Linked DNA regions of Homo sapiens: region 1 is linked to region 2. Evidence: read pairs that join two places in POLR2A ChIA-PET (ENCODE). Cell type or tissue: MCF 10A. All regions are shown on one strand. Links, peaks and the distances in the headings refer to the core of each region. The heading gives the core; the rest is flanking DNA. Region 1 overlaps CCDC172 (coiled-coil domain containing 172). Region 2 overlaps PNLIPRP3 (pancreatic lipase related protein 3).

The links. Peaks named below come from ENCODE experiments on the same cell type or tissue, not always from the same donor. Only the 100,000 strongest peaks of a DNase experiment are listed, where the experiment ranks them.
Region 1: POLR2A ChIA-PET joins it to region 2 with 6 read pairs; 2 of 35 experiments call an interaction of 5 or more read pairs at or near these places.

What each region holds. Positions count from the first base shown.
Region 1 is chr10:116,351,254-116,355,662 of GRCh38, reverse strand. The region is part of intron 5 of CCDC172 (coiled-coil domain containing 172); the gene reads right to left. Among named protein-coding and RNA genes, the nearest start is that of CCDC172, 29 kb to the right of the region's middle. In MCF 10A, for the core only: no CTCF peak of the experiment used is centred there; a DNase peak (open chromatin) is centred at 1,662.
Region 2 is chr10:116,442,630-116,447,038 of GRCh38, reverse strand. It overlaps PNLIPRP3 (pancreatic lipase related protein 3), which reads right to left. Exons shown (of 12, transcript NM_001011709.3): 3 at 3,865-3,984; 4 at 2,526-2,657. Among named protein-coding and RNA genes, the nearest start is that of PNLIPRP3, 17 kb to the right of the region's middle. In MCF 10A, for the core only: a CTCF peak has its summit at 2,318 (motif pointing left); no DNase peak of the experiment used is centred there.

The DNA.
Region 1 (4,409 bases), core at 100-4,099, 91 kb after region 2:
CATGTTTCAGTGTTTCATTTATTTGATGCCTGAATATAATTCCACTGTATATATATGCCCATATTTTGTTTTTGGATTCCTCACGTGATTGACATTTGGGTTGTTTCCACTTTTTTGCTACTACGAATAATGCTATGAACATTCATGTACAGCCATGTGTTGTTTGACAACAGGGATATGTTCTGAGAAAAAAGTCCTTATGTGATTATGTTGTTGTGAGAACATCATCAAGTGTACTCACACTCACTAAGATGGGGTAGCCTACTACACACATAGGCTATACTGTATAGCCTATTGCTCATAGGTTACAAACCTATACAGCATGTTACTGTACTGAACACTGTAGGCACACCGTAATAAGCATTTGTGTATCTAAATATATCTAAACCTAGAAAAGGTACAGCAAAAATACAGTATAAAAGATAAAAAATGGTATACCTGTGTAAGATACTTACCATGAATGGAGCTTGTAGTACTGGAAGTTGCTTTGAGTGAGTCAATGAGTGGTGAGTGAATGCATAGGCCCACGACATTACCGTACACTGCTCTAGACATTATCAACACTACGCTTAGGCTACACTACTTTAAAAATATTTTTCTTTCTTTGATAATAAATTAACTTTCACTTTCTTTAACTTTTTAAGTTAACTTTTTAAAAACATTTTGACTTGTAATAACACTTAGCTTAAAACAAATATACAGTACAGTTGTAAAATATATTATGTTTTACTTCTTAAACTTTTTTTGTAAAAAACGAAGACACAAATACACACAATTAGCCTAGGCCTACACAAGGGTGGGATCATCAATACCACTATCTTTGACCTCCATAACATCTTGTCCTGGAAGACAAGCCCCTACTGGAAGGCCCTCAGGGGCAATAACATGGATGGAGCTGTCATCTTCTTTTATTTATTACTATTATTATTTTTTGAGACAGAGTCTCGCTCTGTCACCCAGGCTGGAGTGCAGTGGCATGATCTCAGCTCACTGCAACCTCCGCCTCCGCCTCCTGGGTTAAAGCAATTATACTGCCTCAGCCTCCCAAGTAGCTGGGACTACAGGTGCATGCCACCATGCCCGGCTAATTTTTTGTATTTTAGTAGAGACGGGGTTTCACCATGTTGCCCAGGCTGGTCTCAAACTCCTGAGCTCAGGCAATCTGCCTGCCTCAGCCTCCCAAAGTGCTGGGATTACAGTCGTGAGCCACCATGCCTGGCCTGGAGCTGTCATCTTCTATGATAACAATGCCTTCTAGAATAATTCTTACAGGACCTGCCTGAGGCTGTTTTACAGTTAACTTTTTTTACAGTTAACTTTTTTTAATAAGTAGGAGGAATATACTCTAAATAATAATTATAAAAAGTATAATAATACATAAACCAGTGACATAGTCATTTATTATCTTTAGCAAGTATTATGTACTGTACATAATTTTATGTGCTATACTTTTATATGACTGGCAGCACAATAGGTTTGTTTACACTGCGATCACAAAAACATGTAATATGTTGTGCCACAACGTCACTAGGCAATAGGAATATTTTCAGCTCCATTATAATCTTATTGCACCACTGTCATACATGGTCTTTCATAGACTGAAATGCTGTTATGTGGTGCACGACTGTACAAGGTCTTGTGTGGACATGTTTGTAATTCTCTTAAATACCTGGAAGTGGAATCATTGAATCATATGGTAACTCTAGGTTTAATGCTTTGAGAAACGGCCAAACTGCTTCCAAAGCAGTTGCATCATTTTACATTTCTCCAATTTCTCCATATTCTTGCCAACACTATTGCTGTCCACCTTTATTATAGCCACACTAGTGGTATCTCATTGTGGTCTTGATTTGCCTTTCCCTGATAACTAATAATGTAAGCAACTTTTCATGTTGCTTAAAAAAATACATCGTACATTTGTATAAAAATATTTTTTTTCTTTTTAAACTATTTACACTCAAACACATATAATTAGGCTAGGCCTACACAAGGTCAGGATCATCAATACCACTGTCTTTCTCCTCCACATCTTGTCCTGGAAGACAAGCCCCTACTGGAAGTGGCTTTGTATAGCTTTTTTGGGAAACGTCTATTTAATTCCTTTGTCCATTTTTAAATTGGGTTATCTTTTTATTAAGTTGTAAGAGTTTTTAATATATTCTGAATACAAGTCCCTTATATATGATTTGCAAATATTTTCTCCCATTTTGTGGTCGTCTTTTCACTTCCTTGATAGTATCCTTTGAAACACAAGAGTTTTTAACTTTGATGAAGTCCAATTTATCTATACTTTATTGCTTGTGCATATCTAAAATAAACCATTCCCTAATCCAAGCTCATGAAGAGTTACACCCGTATTTTCTTATAAGAGTTTTTCATTTTTAGCTCTTACATTTAGCTGTCTGATCCATTTTGAGTTAATTTTTGTGTATGGTATGAGGTGGATGTACACATTTATTCTTTTTTTTTTGAGATGGAGTCTCGCTCTGTCGCCCAGGAAGGAGTGCAGTGGCGCGATCTCGGCTCACTGCAAGCTCCACCTCCAGGTTTCATGCCATTCTCCTGCCTCAGACTCCTGAGTAGCTGGGACTACAGGCGCCCACCACCATGCCCGGCTAATTTTTTGTATTTTGAGTAGAGACGGGGTTTCACCATGTTAGCCAGGATGGTCTTGATCTCCTGACCTCGTGATCCACCCGCCTTGGCCTCCCAAAGTACTGGGATTACAGGCATGAGCCACTGTGCCCGGCCTTGTTTATTAGCTCTAATAGTTTTCCTGTAGATTCCTTAGGTTTTCTATATACGAGATCATGTTATCTTTGAATAGAGATAGCTTTACCTCTTCCTTTCCAATATGGATGCTTTTTCTTTTTCTCTTTTTTTTTTTCCTAATTGCTCTGCCTAAAACCCCCACTATAATGTTGATTAGAAGTTGTAAGAGTAAATATCCTTGTCTTGTTCCTGATCTTAGAGGGGAATATTCATTCCATTATCATTAAGAATGACATTAGCTGTGGGTTTTTCTATAGATGCCCTCTATCAGATTGAGGAAAGTCCCTTCTATCCCTAGTTTATTGAGTGGTTTTATCATGAAAGTTGTTGAATTTTGTCAAATATTTCTTCTGTGTCTTTGGTTATTTTTATATCCTCCATTTAGTTCCTCATTATGCTCATGTCCTTGAGTATACTTAGAATATTCTAAAAGCTTTAATTATTTTTCCTTCTAATTGCATCATCTATATCATTTCTAGGTATGTTACTATTGACCAAATTTCCTCCTTGCTCTGAGTTGTAATTTGCTGCTTCTTTACATGTCTAGTAATTTTTGACTGTATACCAAACATTGTGTTTACTATTTTGTTAAATGAGTTTTGCTGTCTTCCCATAAAGGATGTTGATGTTTGTTTTAGTAGGCAGGTAAGCTACTTATGGGTCATGTGCAAATCTTGTTTATAAGAATTTTTTAGGGTAGGTCTAGAAGAATATTTAATTTAATTTAATCCTTCTATTAAGGCAGAACTCTTCTGTTTAATGAAATATTTCTATTGTGACAAGATGGAACATGAATGTCTTCCATTCCCATATGAGCTCTTAGAATTGTCCACCTTATTGCTCCCCAGTAGTTTTTCTTTACTCAGCCCAGTGGGGTTTCCTGTCTGTATACACAGGTTCAAGTACATCCAAAGACTCAAGAGGATCTCCATCCAGATTTCCAGAGCTTTTTCTCTGTGTGGATCTGTCCTCTCAAGTACATTGTCCTGAAAATTCTAGCTAACTTGGCCTCCCTAAATTCCAATCTTTGTTTCCTCAACTCAGACCATTTTGCATTGCTTAAGTTCCTCCTCCCAGTGCTACTATCCAAAAACTATATCCAGTGAGAAGGCTTGGGCAATTAGGGCTTACCTCATTTGTTTCCCTTCTCTCAGGGATCGTGGTCCTGTACTCTCTTGTCCTCAATATCTAAAAGTAGTTTCTCATATAATTTTCTCCAGTCTTTTAGTTGTGATAGAAGGGAAAATTCCATAAAATTATTCCTCATGACGATACGTAAAAGTTCTCCACATAATATTTAAATTATCCTTTTACTTGTCTCTCTTCCACATTAGATCACAAGCTCCTTGAAAACAGGAACTATGCCTCATTCATCTTTAAATCCCAATTTCTGAACAGTGCCTGGTGTAGTATATACAGTAGATGCTCAAGAAAGCATGTTGAACAAAACTAAAATAAATCATATAATTGACTTTAAATATTTTTGATTATTCACAATGTTTCTGTCCACTAGTGTAGGTAACTGAAAGTGGACAATTCAATGAAAAGAAAATACGTTCATGTTTATCCTTCTGCTCCCTTAATAAACAAAAGTTTAAAATATAAATATAACTACATATTAATATTCAATAGAGGGA
Region 2 (4,409 bases), core at 300-4,299:
TGAATGACATCTTTCTTCCCATCTTTGTTCTCATTGGCCCCTAGATACTAAAATATTCTGGGTTCTATCAGTGCTCCAAGACATGTGAGATTGAAGTGATTACCCTAAGCAGCCCCCAGAAAAGCTGAAACATTGGATATGACGTCCCACTTTTTCTGTCCACAAGGTGAAGCGGGAAGCTAGGAGTTTCCTTCAGATCATATGGTGCTGGGTCAGAGGTAGAAGTTAAGACAAGAAGGTATCTCAAATTTTCCTCTGGCCTTCGTTGTAGCTGGTTTTATATTTACCCAGGATGTAAGAGCCTCTCAACTAGTTTCTTAATTTCTCACAAAGAAAATTTGTCTGTTACTGTTGAATCAGTGTGCTTGTCAGAGAAAGAAGGATCCAGGTCTCCCTATTCCTATTATCTTAATAATGTCACTCCTGAGCAAGCATTTTTAGTTTCACCTAAGTTTCAGGCTCTCATAATTATCATGAAAATCAAGCAATTGATTTATACTTGCATACATTTTTCATTTGATCAAATATTCCATTTTTTTCCACCAGTTATGACAGTTTTATAAGTCACAGAACAAAGAATATTTTCTCTCTCATTTACATATGTGAATAACTGCCAATGAATGCTACATGGTCATTAGAACATCCCTTCCTCTACTGTTGCCACTATTTTTTTTTTTTTTTTTTTTTTTTTTTGAGACGCAGCGTCGCACTCTGGCCCAAGCTGGAGTGCAGCGGCGCCATCTCGGCTTACTGCAAGCTCCGCCTCCCGGGTTCACACCATTCTCCTGCCTCAGCCTCCCGAGTAGCTGGGACTACAGGTGCCCGCCAACACACCCAGCTAATTTTTTGTATTTTTAGTAAAGACGGGGTTTCATTTTGTTCGCCAGGATGGTCTCGATCTCCTGACCTTGTGATCTACCCGCCTTGGCCTCCCAAAGTGCTGGGATTACAGGCATTAGCCACCACTCCCGGCCGACTGTTGCCGCTATTTTAAATGACTATTTTCTTTCCTATCTCCTTATATAGGTTGGTATTTGAGATCACTCTCAGCCCTTATCCCCTTCATTCTTCTCCTTCTTCCCCATCTTCCTACCCCATTCCCAAGCACCTGCTTGCCTCAGTACCAATCCAGGTGGTGAATTGTGGTGGGCTAGTAACTTGTGATGAGATGACAGAAAGAGAGGTGGAGAAGAGACTCAGCTGTTCCTTTAGCTGCTCCTTCTTTAAGCTTGAATCCTGAATTATCCCCAGAGGCCCTGGAGCCCACTCACCCTAAACCCTTTTCCCACTTCAAGGCTGCCTATTCAATTCAATGAACATTTTAATTCAACAAACATTTTTCCCTTCAGTTCTGCAAACATCTCCTGTCAGCTTCCTATGAACCACTATTATTTATTTATTGGACATAGGAAAGCCCACAGCTCAGGCCCTAAGGTCAATAAAGAAACTCACAAAAGCTTACAGCTGGCTTTTTTTTTTTATAAAGAGAAGATGAAGATGAATCTGATTTCATCCTTTCAAAGACTTTCTCTAAAGATCTTGTACCTTAGTCTTCCCTGATAGAGTGGAAAGAGAAGATAGAGAAGTGTCGGGGCATAAATGAGTCTTTGGATCCCTAATTCCTTCTTCAGGATGTTTACTGACAGTGGTCAATGTTCAAATATCACCTAACCTGGTTGCTCATACAATTTGTTTCTGCTTCTGCCATTCTCCATTCTACTGCCTTGCATTTTCTTCACCCAGTACTTGTCACCAACTGACATTTTCTTGTTCATTTGTTTCTGTGTGTGCCTCCATTGCCTACTAGAGTGTACATTTTGTCAGAGCAGAAACACTGTCTTACTTACAAGTCATATCTTCCATGCCTAGCCCACAGTAAGTGCAGAGTGAAATATATATTTGTTGAATGAATGAATGAACCCTCCTTAAAAATCTGAAAGGATTATGCATCTTTAGATTTTACTACACTGCATTTTAGGGTGGGAAATTACTTTTTAGAAAGCATTTGGAGATTCGTGAATGTCGCAGAGTATAGGCCTAATAAATAGCAAGGTCTATTTAATTCCTTTAGAGAATATGTGTGTTAAATAGTTGTGTCTGGACTGGCCTACAGACCTAACTAATTCACAGGCACAGAACCCTGTTTTTGTGTGAAAATACATGTCATATTCTAAACAAATAATATTTGAAGGATGGTAACAATTTATAATTCTAAGGATAGATTTACAATTGATGAAACTGATTGAGGTGGTCTAACATGCTGACCAAGGCAGTGACCTTGCGGGGGCAGTTTTTAGTGATGAGCCTGTGTAGACACACTGCCACCTAGTGGTGCTTCAAATAACCACAGACTCTTTACTGCGAAGAAACTTTTCCTTTTTTGTCTGCCATATACAAATGCTTATTATTTCACATGTTCAGTACCTGTCTAAGCTAATAAAAAAAGACATTAAATTGTCCCAACTTCTGAGTGTTAATATCCAAAACCAATTCAATATAATTAAAAAAAAATCAACTCTTCTTACCATGAGAACATCAATAAAATAAGCCACCTCAGCACCAACAACACGGAGATTGTTTACAGCATGGATGTATTCCCGTGAACCGTTGATCCAATCTAAATTAATGCAATTTATATCTTCCAGCTGTAGCAACACCTGGCACAAAGATTTATATAAATATTAAATAAATAAGTGTTCAAGGAAACCGACGTGTCTCAACACTTGATTCCATAATAAGAAATTATACTAGTAGGTTGATATGGTTAGACTTTGTGTCCCCGACCAAATCTTATCTTGATTTGTAATCCCCATAATCCCCATAATCTGCACGTCTCAAAGGAGAGACCAGGTCGAGGTAATTGATTCATGGGGGTGGTTTCCCCCGTGCCGTTTTCGTGATAGTGAGTTCTTATGAGATCTGATGGTTTTATAAGGGATTCTTCCCCCTTCACTTGGCACTTCTCCTTCCTGCTGCCTAGTGAAGCGGTGCCTTCCGCCGTGATTGTAAGTTTCCTGAGGCCTCCCCAGCTATGCTGAACTGTGAGTCAATTAAACCTCTTTCCTTTATAAATTACCCAGTCTAGGGCAGTTCTTTATAGCAGTATGAAAATGGAGTAATACTTAGGTGTTAATAGAGAACCTACCACAGGCTAAGCTCTGTCCTAACCCATATATATACGTATGTCCTAACCCATATATATATATATATATATATATATATATATATATATATATGCACACACACATACATACACACACACACACACACACATACACACACACACACACACATTAGTAATTAGCACCTATGCATTAGTACCTATCTCACGGAGTGAGAATTAAATTTATATATATGTGTTTATATATATGTGTTATATATATAAACACATATGTGTTATATATATGTGTTATATATATAAAACACATATATATAAATTTAATTCTCACTCCGTGAGATAGGTACTAATGTTATCTTCACTATATGGCCTTATAAATATTTAACTGCTTATGATGTTAGCAGTCTATTAATCTTAAGTATAGGAGAGAAAGATTAATTTCATGGAGTTAACTTGGAAATTGTTTTTCTTAAATTAAATGAGAAATTGATCATACCATTTAATCTCCTGTCAAGAGAAGAATTTATTCAAGAGTGATTATACAAATTTGCTTCCCTTGTAATCTGTGCAATTTATAATAAAAATAAATGGGAAATGGATAACTAATTTGAGGCCCCAGAACACGGATAATTGTGGATAACTGAATGGAAGATTTCCATGAATATACATCAATACCTTGCAAAGTACATTCATGTTAAACATAAAGCTCGCATGCTAGTGTAAAAAGGAGCTTATTCATGTCATACATTGCACATGTCTCTCTGCCATTTGCCATCTGTTTTCCATCCAGCTATGTTGATACGGGTGATCTTGTCTGTTCCAAAATATGAGGCTTGGATAGTTGAAGAATTAACCGCACTGATCTCCTGTTTCAAGCAGAAAGAGATTAAGGAAAAATAATAATTAAAAATTATTTAATAGTTAGTAGACCTATTCTAAAGCTGCTCGAAAGCCTTTCACTAAATTTGATCTTTAGCAACCTTCTTTAATATATTTTTACTAAATAGTTATGGCTACATATTATAAAAGTACCAAAAATTATTATTATTATTATTTAGAGACAGTGTCTCACTGTGTTGCCCAGGCTGAAGTGCAATGACTCCATCATAACGCACTGCAGTTGCAAACTCCTGGGCTCAAGCCATCTGGCCGCCTCAGCCTCCTGAATAGTTGGATTACAGACCCATGACACCACACATGGCTAATTTTAAACAATTTTTTTAGAGACAGGGTCTCACTATGTTGCCTAGGGTGATCTTGAACTCCTGGCCTCAAGTGATCTTCCTACCTC